Regions from separate parts of the Homo sapiens genome. Here region 1 is linked to region 2. Evidence: chromatin contacts called from ENCODE Hi-C data. All regions are on one chromosome and are shown on one strand. The core of a region is the stretch at or near the end of the contact, and the rest is flanking DNA. Distances in the headings are between cores, read along the strand shown. Region 1 has its middle 29 kb from the start of CARD18. Region 2 has its middle 97 kb from the start of LINC02552.

The links. Hi-C counts contacts between places; a loop is a spot of excess contacts on that map. Pooled maps may share reads with other maps.
Region 1: a loop to region 2 is called in a pooled map, with 2.4 times the contacts of the local background. The contact joins two enhancer-like sites. A Hi-C loop is called at or near these places in 1 of 168 maps with a recorded cell type or tissue (naive thymus-derived CD4-positive, alpha-beta T cell) and 8 of 50 pooled maps.

What each region holds. Positions count from the first base shown.
Region 1 is chr11:105,108,843-105,113,523 of GRCh38, forward strand. No RefSeq gene overlaps it. Among named protein-coding and RNA genes, the nearest start is that of CARD18, 29 kb to the right of the region's middle. Within about 2 kb of position 1,994, at least 3 of the 41 ENCODE cell types and tissues checked have a DNase peak (open chromatin) inside an H3K27ac peak, as active enhancers do.
Region 2 is chr11:104,704,524-104,708,626 of GRCh38, forward strand. No RefSeq gene overlaps it. Among named protein-coding and RNA genes, the nearest start is that of LINC02552, 97 kb to the left of the region's middle. RefSeq lists enhancers at 1,158-1,287, 1,298-1,417. Within about 2 kb of position 1,453, at least 13 of the 41 ENCODE cell types and tissues checked have a DNase peak (open chromatin) inside an H3K27ac peak, as active enhancers do.

The DNA.
Region 1 (4,681 bases), core at 744-3,243, 400 kb after region 2:
TTATTATAATAATCACTGAATGAAAGCTGCAGTGTTAATAAAAATGGAAGGAATCAATTAGAGGAAAAAAACTCATCAGGACCACAGTTTTGGTTCCACGTAAGGTGATGTAATGCTTAAACACATTATAGGATACAATTCCTCAGGAGTTTAAGGTAACAATAGCTGTCTACACTTGTTTGTCTATAATTATCAGACCATGACTTGTTTTTGACTAGTGGCTTTCAATTTCTCCTATCTATTATCTAATGATCCCTTGATTCTGAGCTTAAGTTAAATGTTATGAGGTGAGATATAAAACCCGGATACAATTGATCTATAGGGAGAATCAAAGGAATAAAGAAACTCAACAACAAGAAAATATGACTGAAGTAAATACAGTAATTTTTTATGAAGCTGAAATCATGCTTTACAGGAATTAATGGAAAAAATGAATACACATGTTTCAGAAGGTAGAGAAACTTGTCTGAAAGTTCAGATTTTTTTTAAGAAAGGCAATAAGGTGCCACTGTATGTCCATGAGCAAAGTTAATTACATTAATAGATCACTAGCAGGTAAGCAGAGAGAGTTAACTAACTGATCAACCTTCCTAATGACACTAATATGCAGACAAACCTATGCCAGGCCAGTTTCATAAGAATTATCTGCAGATCTTCAAATGGCAATAAATGCCTGCAGGATATTTAAGATTGAGCTATTCAGGGTGAGGAAGGGGGTAGTCATCAGACATTTTTATATGACTACAGATTACTGTGATATTTTATAAGGTTTAGAATCCACTGATCTGGTTCAATTTCTCCCTTTTCCTATGAGGAGAATGAAGCCAAAGAAGCGTTATGACCTGCTGGAATACTAGCTGCCTAAGTAACTCATGACTATCTCTTAGGCTTTTTCAGCTTCGTTATATAAGACAGGAGACCCAAAAGTTGTGTGCAGAATGGATCGGAGAGTTAAGTCCTGGAGAGAGGGAGACCACTTAAAAACAACAACAGCAACAACCACACAAATGTGATAGTTACCTATGAAATATTGCATTAAAGTAGTCAGTACCTCGACCAGAGAAAGGGGTAAAAATGGAATCACTTTAAACAAACCAAGGATATAATTCACAATAAGAGATGGCAAAGAGGTTAACAATTCAGAGGCTCTCAGGTCTGATTCTGGGAGGAATGTTTATGATCCGGGCAATTAACTTGGAATCAAGAGAAAGATTTCAGAGTGCATTTTGCAACTTCCAGGCTTGTCTCACACAAATAACTTCCTCTACCTTTCTTTACCCTTCCTTTGATTAACAGAAGCTGAAAGAAAGGAACTAACTTCTTTCTGGGTCGAAGACATCTGGAAAACATAGGATCTCCTTCAGTGTCTTTAGCACCAGATCCTGTGATTCAAACTACACACAACCAATAAGAAAAAGAATTCAACATGCGTGCTACCGGTTCACCTCCTTTCTTGTGTTTATTACACATCAATAAATCAAGTGTTTACTGAGATCCTACTCTCAAGTTCCTAGTCAGAAAAGGAATCACCTGCCGTAGGTAACAGCCTGTGTTCTTTCCTACAGCATTGAAAAGAGCCTCAGACTAAAAAATGAAAGGAAATTGTGTATTTCTTTATTGTAAAGGGCAGAAACGTGCAATTACAGATTGTGAAACTGCTGCTTAGAATTCCAGGCTCATTGTAAGGAAGTGCCTTGTCGTCAGCAAGTTGGCATCCAAGTACTGGAACTTAGTTTCTTCCTGTGGGAGGAAAAAAAAAAAAAGAAAAAGACAAAACATTGTCCTGTGGGTTGACACCTCAGCCTGTTTCTTTTCCTTGTTTCCTGTGGCCCCTCTACTTCTTCTATCCATCTGTCTCTTCTCTTCCTGATCTCTCAGTTTTTCTTTCTCTGATCACAAAGAACCACAATGACTGAAGGAGTTTAATCTCACAAGTCTTCTTTCATTTCCTCATAAGAATTAACCAAATAGTTCATATTTCCTGCTTAAACTGTCTTACTGTATCATCACGATGTTTTCCCCTCTCTATCTCCCTTTTATTGGAGATAGTGCTGCAAGAACCCTGCGGTCTAATCCCTGGCATGCTTTCCTTTTACTACCTAAGATGGCCATAACATTTCATTTTTACTGAGGGTGAAATTTCACCTTTGCTTTTTAATATCCCCTGAATGAAAGCTGATTGTAGAAGGAGTCTCAGGCTGTAGTAGAATTAATGTGTGATTATACAAAAGAAATATGCACAGAAGAACAGTAAGTAAAAGGAGAAAGAAAAAGCCATGATGGCTGAGTAGAAACAGCTCCAGTCTGCAGCTCCCACAGAGAAAAACACACAGGGCGAGTGATGTTTGCATTTCAAACTGAGGGACCCAAATCCTATCACTGGGACTATCTAGGCAGTTGGTGCAACACACAGAAAGCAAGGAAAAGCAGGGTGGGACGGCAGTTCACCCAGGAGCTACACCGGACAAAGGGACCTCCTTCCCTCAGGCAAGGGAGGCAGTGAGGGACTGTGCTACCCACCCGGGGTACTATTTTTTCCAGGATTTTTGCAGTCCAGGGCTCAGGAGATCCCCTCGTGAGCATATACCATCAGGGCCTTGGGTCTCAAGCACAAAACTGGGCAGACCCACGGCTGCTTTTCTGGTCGGAGGCTGTTTGGGCAGGCACTGAGCTGCAGGAGTTTTTACATAGTCCAGCAGCTCTCGGAACTCTAGTGAGGCAGGAGTCCATCCACTCCCATGGAAAGGGGGCTGAAGCCAGCCAGGGAGCAAAATGGCCTTGTTCAGTAGGTCCACTCTAACAGAAGCCTGCAAGCTTAGATCCACTGGATTAGTACCCCCCACAGGCCAGCATAGCAGCCTGGTGTAGGCCTAAGATGACCGACTTCCCCAGGGGAGGGGCGACTGCCATTACTGCAGCTCTAGTCAGCGGTTTTCCCCTACGAGTGCTAGGGAGGCTGGGCAGATTGGACTGGGCAGCAGTCTTCACAGTGCATCACAGCCGCTGGAACAGATCATGGCCAGAGTGCTCCTTTAGGTGGGACTGGGATCCATCCCTCCCCACTGGGCAAGTCATCCTTGCAGGAATTCCACCAACACCAGCCAGGAGTTTACAGACAGAGCTCTCATTTCCCTAGGACAGAGCACCTGTGGGGAGGGGCGGCTGTGGTCTCAGGTTCAACCAACTTAATCTTTCCTACGTGCTGGATCTGAAGAGTCCCAGCAATCCAGACAAGGGGGCTTCCCCAGCACAGTGAACCAGCTCTGCTAACGGATAGCCAGACTACTTCCTTAAGTGGGTTCTTGATCCCTTTCCTGCTGACTGGGTGAGACCTTTCAACAGGGGTCACCAGACACCTCATGCAGGAGAGTTCCGACTGGCATCAGGTCAGTGCTCCTCTGGGATGAAGCTTCCAGAGGAAGGAGCAGGCAGCAACCTTTGCTATTCTACAGCCTCCTTTGATGATACCCAGGTGAACAGTGTCTAGAGTGGACCTTGGGCAAACTGCAGCAGATCTGCAGAAGAGGGGACTGATTGTTAGAAGAAAAACAAAAAACAGAAAGCAATAATAACAACAGCATTAACAAAAAAGACCCTACAAAAATCCCATCCAAAGGTCAACAGCTTCAGGATTAAAGGTAGATAAATCCGCAAAGATGATGAAAAACCAATGCAAGACCGCTGAAAATTCCAAAAGCTGGAATGCCTTTTCTCCTTAAATGATTTCAACACTTCTCCAGCAAGGGCACACAACAGGGCTGAAGCTGAGATGGATGAACTGACAAAAGTAGGTATCAGAAACTGAGTAATGACAAACTTTGCTGAGCTAAAGGATTATGTTCTAACCCAATGCAAATAAGCTGAGAACCATGATAAAAGATTACAGGAACTGTTAATTAGAATAACCAGTTTAGAGAGGAATACAAATGATCTGATGGAGCTGAGAAACACAGCATGAGAGCTTCATGATGCAAACACAAGTATTAATAGGCGAATCTATCAGGCAGAAGGAAGAATATCAGAGCTTGAACACTATCTTGCTGAAATAAGGCAGGCAGACAAGATTAGAGAAAAAAAATAAAAGGCAATGAACAATATTCCAGAACTATTAGACTATGTAAAAAGACCAAACCTACGACTGATTGAAGTACCTGAAAGAGATGGGGAGAGTGGAACCAAGTTGACAAACATACTTCAGGATGTCATCCAGGAGAACATCCACAACCTAGCAAGACAGACCAACATTCAAATTCAGGAAATTCAGACAACCCCAGTAAGATACTCCACAAGAAGATCAATCCCAAGACAGATAATCAGCAGATTCTCCAAGGTTGAAATGAAGGAAAAAATGTTAAGGGCAGCCAGAGAGAGAGGCCAGGTCACCTACAAAGGGAAGCCCATCAGAATAGCAGCGGACTTCTCAGCAGAAACCCTACAAGCCAGAAAATTCTGGGGACCAATAGTCAACATTCATAAAGAAAATAATTTCCAACCCAGAATTTCATATCTGGCCAAATTAAGCTTCATAAGTGAAGGAGAAATAAAATTCTTTTCAGACAAGCAAATGCTGAAGGATTTTGTCACCAGCAGGCTTACCTTGCAAGAGGTCCTGAAGGAAGCACTAGGAATGGAAAGGAAAATCTGTTAGCAGCCACTACAAAAACATACTAAAATACACAGG
Region 2 (4,103 bases), core at 203-2,702:
GAAATGTTCAGAAAAGGAAAATACATTTCAACTTGGCCTTCAGGGATTCTCAGCTAGGAATTGGCAGAGATGGAAAGTGGATGGAGAAGAGATCAGAAAAAAAGGAGAGAGCTGATTTGAAGGCACAAAAGCCAGAAAGCATAGTTGTATTTTGCAATAGAAAGGACTCCAGTTTGCTTACATTGCTGGATGCATGGAAGAGAACAGCAGGCTATAAAGGCCGAGAAGATGGTTTGAGTCTGGATTGTGCCAGGCTAAAGGATTTTGACTTTTTTTGTTAGGCAATAGGGATCCCTAAAGCTTTTAGAGTCTGGATAAGGAAGATAGATCTGCTCAATAAGAAGGATGAACTAACAATAGAGTCTTTTCTAGGATGCTACTGAAGGAATTGAGAGACAGAATATACAAATGAGTGAAAGCCAGACCATATAGAAAAATAGAACCCTAACCCACAATTTGCAGCTACCAGCACAGGATGCCAGCTTGCTACACATCTGACTTGTAGGAAGTCAGAATGTTATCTCTAATAATAAATCCAGGAAGCCAAACAATAACTCCTATTACAATTGACCCCAAATGACCAGGCCTTGATTAATAACTGACAACTTTAATAATTTTTGTCCCTGCTTCCAACTTAGGACCAACTAGAGAAAGCCAGTTATACACCTCTAACCAATTCCATCGATGCTTCACTTCTAGTTAGCCACCCCACAACAACAGCCTCCAATCAGGGAATAATAGTTGAAGCCTTTCCTCTTCTCAACTATGAAGCTTCCCTACTTTTCTGCTGCACTTTGAGTCTGCCAAAATGCAAGCAATGATGGCTGATTCCTTTGCAATTAAAAACTCTGAATAAATAAACTTTGCTTGTTCTCATTCAGATGGTCTTTGTTTACTTCCATAAAATACACTACCATTAAAACTAAGGATTCTTTTTTAACTAACAGCTTTATCAAGACACATGAATCTGTCCAGTCAATATAAATTGGATCTCCTAGTGTGCCAGGCAGTGTCAGGCAGTAAAAATGTAAGCATATACACTCTTGCCCTCGGAAAGCCTTTACACTGTGTAGGATAGAAACAAGTAAATATACATCATACACTGTCAAATACAAAACTGAACCCAAGTTAAAATTAACACAGGCTGATTATTCATAAATGTGCAGGAAGAGAACCCATCTGTCATCACTTTCATTTCAGCAGAGGTACAAGGATGTTAGAAATGAGAGTAAATTTTACCTGGTAAAAAAGAAAAAAATGCTGAAAGCGTCTCTAATTGGTGAGCATTACATTAAAGTGGGATGTGGAAGCAGAGACTTATTCAGGTATATTTGAGATTAGTTGGTGTGCTGGAACTAGGTGAGCCGGCATTTTCAGAATATTTCAAAACAGGAAGTCTTATTCAATGTTAGAGACTGAAGATTTTCTGTGGCTGGCCATTTCCAGGAACAAGTCTAGCTGACGGGGTGCTTTTGTGTGGTGTGTCTGTCATAATGGTCCTTAATGGAGGCAGAGGAGCTGGTATGGCAGGAAGTTTCTCACCACAGTATACTAAGTAATGAGTTTCTGTTAGTTTTATGTAGAGAGATCTGAATTTACAGATGAGATAATGTTGGTACTGCTGGATTGGCATTACAAAAATATGAAACTGCAAAAGTGGCTGCCCCCAAGATATCTGAAGACCAATTTATTTAAATTAAAAACAATTTATGGGCTTTTATGTGTGTGTGTGTGTATGTGTGTGTGTATATATATATGTGAAATTTTCAAGAACACAGCCTACACATAAAGCAGTACTGCAGACTGTCAGTCTATAAGCTAAAATTTTGTTTATTTATATTGGCTAGTGCTAAAAAATGGAATTTTCATGCTGTTAACAGTGACCTGTTTCCCATAGTCACTACTGTTGACACATCCTTATACCAGTGTATTTCACATATCCACATTAACTAAAAAGGCTTTGGGCTTGCAAGTGTTGAAGAAATATAATTAAAAACAAAATATTCTCTCAACCCAGAAATTATCCACAAAGACAGTAGAGAAAGAGAACACTTTTATTATTGAAAAAGCATTACACCATAATATGATGCACATCACAGGAAATCCATTAAGAGATTGCAAAGACAGAAAGGAATCTCTACCCCTTATATAATCAAGTAACCCATTACATACATTTTTCAAGATGAACAATAACTAGTTGTCAAGTAAGAGGACTGACAGCACCTTTTGTCACACAGTTCATCCTAACTTTACCTTGTAATTGGGGTGACCATCTGTGTTAGCATATTGGCTATATCGAGAGAGACAAACAAACAATCAAAACCATATACCTTTATGATAGAACATAGCTTTAGCTTTGCAAATTGGAGCAAGGTGCCCACAAAAGTTAGATTATTATCCTTCCACAGAAACTGGGAGATAGGAGCACTGTCTTCCTTTATGTTAACATTTATATTAGTCTGTTCTCATGCTGTTATGGAGAAATACCTGATGCTGGGTAATTTATAAAAAAAGGAGGTTTAATTGGCTCACAGTTCTGCATTGCTGAGGAGGCCTCAGGAAAGATACAATCATGGTGGAAGGCAAAGGAGAAGCAGGCACCTTCTTCACAGGGCAGCAGGATGGAGTGAGTGCAAGCAGGGGAAATGCCAGATGCTATAAAACCATCAGATCTCCTGAGACTCACTCATTATCATGAGAACAGCATGGCGGAAAACCACCCCCATGAGCCAATTACCTCCACCTGGTCCCGCCCTTGATAGGTGGGGATTATGGTGATTACAATTCAAGGTGAAATTTGGGTGGGGACACAGAGCCAAACCATATCAGCGTTTCAAAAAGATGGCTTCCAAGCTCTGAAAGGTATTCCTGAGTCATAAAGTTGACAAAAGACCTATCTAGTTTTCAAAATAATTTCTGTACATTTCGAAGAGAGGAGAATGTACTTACAATGATAAGGTTTCTAAAGTAAATGCTCTAATAAAAATGAGGATGAAGAAGTCCCTTTCTTTATCTCAATGGGGGAATTAAGTCTCTTATTTTTAATTTTTATTTATTCAAAAGTACCCCAACAAATTCACCTGAATTGCCCCCTCCAAAATGAAGTAGCTTAAGATGACATTTTAAAAATAATTCTCTTTAACAATGACAGTTGCTGGCATTTGTGTAGTGATTCTATGAACCAGTTTTAGGGAATTAAGAAACTTCCTAAATGCAGATTTTAGGGCCTTTGGTCATAGAAACCAATTAAAAAGACCTGGGATTCAGTTCAAATAGTTTCCTTCTTATCAAATTCTTTCAAGGCCATTTTGAGTCTTGTTATCCCTTGCCACTCCTTAAGAAATACCACCTATGACTACACAACCTCAGTGAAATAATAACCTCACCTAATTGCTTTTGAAATTTGCCTAATGGCTTTTGGGTCACCCTTAGGCTACTTGTTTATCCCAAACAATTAATAATTTCTAATTATGCCTGTAGTCACCTTTTTTATTTTGGCAAATGAAGTATTCCCTCTTCCATAACTGAGTGATTATCATGGCGTCAGTAATTCAGAGCATCCCCATACTGGACTCATATAAATTGCACCACAATGATGTAGCTTAAATATATTTTGAATAAGACATTAATTTTTTAAATATCTCATCACCATTATATTTAATTTATAAGCCAAAAAGAAGACTAAAACTAATGAAAATTGACAGTTAAATTTGAAATATATCTGTGACCTACTGCTATGTTCAATACATAAGCAAGTCCCAGACTTTTTTTAGTAATCAATCTTTCAGTTAATTTCCTCTTTATAGCACTACACTAGACCCCTAAGGCATGGCTAACTATCTTCAACTTAAGCGCTTCAGGCAATAAGTAGCAAAATTACTAACACAATTATGATGATTAAAGTGTTCATTTAAAAATGGTGACACCTACTTATAAGCAGCATAAGTGACAATAACTTTTTTAGTTATTTAAATTGTACAGCTGTAGCTTTAGAATTAACATAACCTGCATTGAGTAATTTGTTAAAATATTTTAGTAAGATAATAAGCTAAATTAACATAAATATTTAAGGTAAAGAGAATGCTTTAAGTCATTCTCTCAGA